Regions from separate parts of the Homo sapiens genome. Here region 1 is linked to region 2. The links are chromatin loops, found by intact Hi-C in ENCODE. Cell type or tissue: GM12878. All regions are shown on one strand. Each heading gives the region's core, and the rest is flanking DNA. Links, peaks and the distances in the headings are about the cores only. Region 1 overlaps BHLHE40-AS1 (BHLHE40 antisense RNA 1). Region 2 overlaps ITPR1 (inositol 1,4,5-trisphosphate receptor type 1).

What was found. Hi-C counts contacts between places; a loop is a spot of excess contacts. Peaks named below come from ENCODE experiments on the same cell type or tissue, not always from the same donor. Only the 100,000 strongest peaks of a DNase experiment are listed, where the experiment ranks them.
Region 1: a loop joins it to region 2, with 2.1 times the contacts of the local background. A loop is called at or near these places in 1 of 110 quality-filtered maps.

Annotation. Positions count from the first base shown.
Region 1 is chr3:4,926,098-4,928,899 of GRCh38, reverse strand. All of the region lies in intron 1 of BHLHE40-AS1 (BHLHE40 antisense RNA 1), which reads left to right. Among named protein-coding and RNA genes, the nearest start is that of BHLHE40, 52 kb to the left of the region's middle. In GM12878, for the core only: no CTCF peak of the experiment used is centred there; no DNase peak of the experiment used is centred there; H3K27ac peaks cover 207 bases.
Region 2 is chr3:4,829,984-4,832,785 of GRCh38, reverse strand. All of the region lies in intron 60 of ITPR1 (inositol 1,4,5-trisphosphate receptor type 1), which reads right to left. LOC124906209 (a long non-coding RNA gene) reads left to right here. Exons shown (of 5, transcript XR_007095795.1): 3 at 1,768-1,839. Among named protein-coding and RNA genes, the nearest start is that of EGOT, 80 kb to the right of the region's middle. In GM12878, for the core only: no CTCF peak of the experiment used is centred there; a DNase peak (open chromatin) is centred at 1,485; H3K4me3 peaks cover 823 bases; H3K27ac peaks cover 1,690 bases.

The sequences.
Region 1 (2,802 bases), core at 123-2,622, 96 kb before region 2:
TGCACCTGTAGCCCCAGCTACTCAGGAGGCTGAGGCAGGAGAATTGCTTGAACCAGGGAGGCGGAGGTTGTGGTGAACTGAGATCACATCACTGCACTCCAGCCTCAGCAACAAAGTGAGACTGTCTCAAAAAAAAAAAAAGAAAGAAAGAAAGACCTGGATCCCAGGCCTGTGCTGCTTTTTACCAGTGGTACATCCTTGAGTCAAATTACAGAGTGACTTCTAGCTGGCTGTCACTGTCCTAGTGGAGTAGAAAGAGGCCCAGACATTCCGGTTATCCCAGCAGAGCCCAGGGTAGTCCAGCCCAGCTAACCCACCAGCTGACTGCAGCTGCATGAGTGAGCGTAGGTGAGACCAGCACAATCCACAGAATTGTGGGAAACAATAAATCATTGTTTTAAGCCACTAAATTTTAGGGTGGTTTGTTACACAGAGAATACATAAGTGAGACTCCAAACTTCCCACGACCTCACCACTACCACCACCCCACAACACACACGCACACACACGCCCTTGAGCATCTCTCTGGCTTGCCAGTGGCAATCACTGACCGCTTTGCTGTTCCTGTCTTCATCTTACCCGACATTAAAACTCACCCTCTACTTTGGCCTGGCCTGCAAGAACCTTGCAGTCCATTAATGGGTTTGAAAACAGACTCATACTTTGGTTCATACTGAGGTGTTAGTAACTGATGTTAGCTTAATGTTTTACATGGCTTTCACCCAAAGGACTAGCTCCCTTAAATGAGGAAATTTAGGCCCCAAGGCAGGCAAAGTCCTGGGCAGCATCCTCCTTGTAAATGGCTGTATCTTTGACTTAGAGGTAGACCTTTATGTGTATGGAAATGAAAGAAGGTGCCTCCTAGCTTCAGACTCCTTTTACCTGCTTCTAATACTGCACTTTGTTTTAGAGAACAGTGGTTTCCAATGAGGGTGGAGACTTCAGGGCTTATTTTAAAAGCCCATTCTTGGCTCTGCCCACAGGGATGCTGAGATTCTGATTCAGCAGGCTTGGGTGTGGCCTGGTTCTCTGTATTTTCACCAGGTTTCTTAGTGATTCTGAAAATCTCTCTCTCTTTCTCTTCCTCTCTCTCTCTCACACACACACACACACACACACACACACACACACACACAATCCAGCTCAATTGAACATAGAGTAGGCAGCAGTGGAAACAGCCCAAAGTTCACCTCCTGTAGTAACATGGTGGGGGTGAATGGGTCTAATTTTATAACACGTGACTATCTTTTGTCACTGATTGAAAGAAGGGAATAATTATACCTTCCCACAAGGGGCAGAGTGTGGTGTCTATACCAGAATTGCATCCTGGAAGTACTGACTTTCTAAGATCTAGGATGGAAAGGGAGATTTGAGAGATGATCTGATTATACATGGGGATATTCATATGCACCCACAGGAAAAAATAAGATATACTATTTTTAAAGGTCCTCAAAGTGGGCAGTTTCAAAATTTGGTTTCAGGTTCATTAATTTCCAAATCTGGAATTTGTCACCTTTTGTCATTAAAAATGAAAGCCCAGTAATTTTTTTAAAAAATCTTTTGGGGTTTTTTTTTGTTTGTTTGTTTTGTTTTTAGAAATTCACATGGTACAAAATTCAAAAGACACAAGAGTGTATACAGTGGATTATTTCCCTCCTATCCTGGTCCCCTAGCCATCTAGTCCCCTTCTCTGGGCCCAAGGTTTACCAAAAAAAAAGTTTTTTAATTGAGGTAAAATTCACATAACAGAATTCACCATTTTAACTATTTTAAGGTATTATAATTCAGTGGTTTTAGTATAACCACAGTGTTTGGCAACCATGATGCTTATCCATTTCTGAAATATTCCCATTACCCCAAAATGAAACCCCTTATACCCCAATTCCCCTTCCCTTACCCCTTAACAACCACTAACCTACTTTCTAGCAGTATGGGTTTGCCCATTTTGCCATTTCATCGAAGTGGAATCATAAAACATGTGCCCTTTTGTGACTGACTTCTTTCAGTTACCATAATGTTTTCAAGGTTCACCTATGCTGGAGCAAGTATCATTTCCTTTTTATGATTTGATAATAATATTCGATTGTATGGATATACCACATTTTGTTTATCCGTTCAACCATTGATGGACATTTGGATTATTTCCTCCTTTTGGCTGTTATGAATAATGTTGCTATGAGCATTTGTGTACAAGAGTTTGTGTGGACATACATTTTCAGTTCTTTTGAGTGTACTTTTAGTAGAATTTCTGGATCCTTTGATAACTCTAATTTTTTTAGAAACTGCCAAAGTGTTTTTCCAAATTGGCTGAACAATTTTACGTTCCCATCAGCAATGTTGGAGGGTTCCAATTTCTCCACATCCTCACCAACACTTGTTATTTTGTTTTTGTGTTTTTATAGCCTTCCTAGTGAGCTGAAATCGTATCTTACTGTAATTTTTATTTGCATTTACCTAATGACGAATAATGCTGAGCATATTTTCGTGTGCTTATCGGTCATTTGTATATCTTCTTTGGAGAAAAGTCTATTCAAGTTCTTTTCTCATTTTTTGAATTGGATTGTTTATTGTTGAGTTATAAGAATTACTTATATATCCTGGACCCTTATCTGAGACCCTTATCAAACATGATTTGCAAATATTTTCTCCCATTCCTTAGGTTGCCTTTTCACTTTTATGATAGTGTCCTTTGATCCACAAAAGCCTTTAAATTTTGGTCGAGTCCAGTTGTAACTACTTTTTCTTTTGTTGTGTTTTGGATGTCATATTTAAGAAATCATTACCTAATCTAAAGTCACAAAG
Region 2 (2,802 bases), core at 169-2,668:
CACCCAAGGGGTACATAAAGCCATAAAAAGAAATAATGCATCTTTTTAGAATGTACAATATCCATTTTAATCAATGGTAAATGATTGAAATATTTTTATATTAAATTCAAAAAGTTACGTAGACCAGATAGAAAGGTCAATTTATTTTTTTGAGACGGAGTCTTGGTGTGTCACCCAGGCTGGAGTGCAGTGGCGCCATCTCAGCTCATTGCAACCTCTGCCTATCTACCGGGTTCAAGCTATTCTCATGCCTCAGCTTCCTAAGTAGCTGGGACTACACGCATGCACCACAATGCCTGGCTAATTTTTGTATTTTTAGTAGAGACTGGTCTTGAACTCCTGACCTCAGGTGATCCAACCACCACCTCCCAAAGTGCTCAATCAAATGTTAAAACACGGCGTTTCAAAGAAGGTCATACTTTGTGCAGGCCACATGGGCCATGTGCTCCCATCCTAGGGATAAAGCCTCATTCTCCATTTCACAGGAGGCCTTCAATGCAAAGATAGCAAAAGGATTTTCTGGTCCAGAAATTTATCAATCACCACCACACAGAGTCTCCCCCAGTGCCTCCCTTAATATCTAATAATGAAAAGCTGGGCTACGAGGGATCCCACTGGCAAGCATTCTTATCTTTTCTGCACTGAAGTGGGGGAGAGCCCCAAATTTAGGTGTTACCAGTGTTTTAATTAAATAATCATCCTGGGCTGTGAAATTAAATCTCAAATTACCAAGAAGTACCTGGTAGTTAAAATTAATTAGCAATTTTAGCCAAGCTGTTCTCTCAATTTCCCGTTGGCTTTGCATCCTGTGCAGTAGGACAGGCTCTAGTGTGGTATAAGGTTCCCCACCAACAGGGTCCCCCTCTGCACAGAGAATCTAAATCTCAAAGTGCAAATGTTTAGACTATAACCCAGTTACTGGAATAGGCACAGAGAGAACACCTGAATCCAATTACTTTCTCTCTAGCTAAGACTTTCATACAAAACTCTGAGCTTGTTTGAGTGCTGAATGACTCCAGTGAAGCCTGTCACCCACGCCTCTCCAGCCAGCCAGCGTCTGAAGGCCTAGAAATGTTTGCAGAATCTTGCCTGTATCATCTATTCAAGATCAAAAACGTGTCTCAGTGTCTTGGCTTCTAATGGATTTTTGGAAAAGTCATCTTCAGCTAAGACGCTTTGTCTGTTGTGAATTATCTTGGGGTGTGTGTGTGTATATGCGGTTGGGAGGGGAAGGTGGGGAGAGGATTACGGGGTCACTGAGCATCTGTCGGCCGCATCTGCCACTGGGTCTGACTCTGGCTTCAGTCTGCTTTGCTTCACTCACTCCTTGCTGCTGGCATCTCACATACCGATGTCATTAGGCACTGTCTGCCCCGGTCCTCCTACAATCCAGCCAGTACAGTTCCCGTCACAGCAAGTGCTTCCTCTCTCGGAGCAGACAAACTAACTGAAGCCACAGCCGGAAGCAGGCTGACCACAAGTGCTAAGGTTCTGGTTAGTTCTTTTCTAGGTAAAGTTGGAAAAGTCCCTGCGAAGGCAAACACTGAAGTTTTAGATATGGGGGTGGTACTGACCAACCTCTTGAAATGTCCTTGACTGGAAAGAGGGAGAGAGACAGAGAGAGGGAGTGAGTGTGTGTGTGTGTGTGTGTGTGAGAGAGAGAGAGAGAGAGAGAGAGACAAAGACAGACAGACGGAGGAGGAAGTTGGATTGTATGATGCAAATGCGAATCATTCTGAGAAGTGGGGTATTTTTTTTTCTTCCCAGGTTCAAAAGAAGAGGCTGTTCTAAGAAAGACTACCGAGTAATCAATCACCTCCTCAGAGAAAGTCTGCTCAGGTAGAGTTTTACGTTTACCACCTAAACGATGGAACATTTTTGTGGAATCTTTTATAGCCAAATCAGAGAATGAGGCGTTGAGGGTGAGGGGGGCTTGAGGGCAAAAGAAAGGGTCATGGGGGAGAAGATGGGTCCTAGAAAAATGGTCTTGTTGCTTTCTCTGCCCTTGAGAATCCCCTCTGGGAAGACGCAAGGAGGCGAAGATGGTCTTTCCAACTCAAATGGCAGCTTCATGTCTACTGCTCTCACTAGGCAGGAAGACAAACTGGATGTTCTCAGAATGCCTAGGGATGCTCAGGTGATGGAAACGACTAGAAGGGGGTACGGGGTAGGCCTGGAAACAGAGATTTGGCCTCCCCATGTATTTAAACCCTCAGAAAATGTCAGGAGGAGGAGGCTTGAAGATAATATTTATGTCTTCAAAAGCAGGAATATGGGACACTTAACGGACTTTAAATCATTTGTCCCTTTTATGAGCTAGGGTGATTATTTTCATTGAAGAGGAAGAAAAAAAAATTAGTCTTTAGAGCTAATTTTTCTAAGATCACAGCAAAACAAAATGAAACCTAAACCCTCCAAAAACAAAAACACAGAATCTGTTGGTTTTGGTGAAAAAATAGTCATCTTTATGTTCAGTAGCTCTGAAATGCCACTTAATAATATCTATTATAGGCCAGGCATGGTGGCTCACGCCTGTAATCCCAGCGCTTTGGGAGGCTGAGGTGGACGGATCACCTGAGGTCAGGAGTTCGAGACCAACCCGGCCAACATAGTGAAACCCTGTCTCTACTAAAAATACAAAAAAATTAGCTGGGCATGGTGGCATGTGCCTGTAATCCCAGCTACCCAGGAGGCTGAGGCAGGAGAATCGCTTGAACCCAGGAGGCAGAGGTTGCAGTGAGCCGAGATGGTGCCAATGCACTCCAGCCTGGGCAACAGAGCAGGACTCCGTTTCACACACAC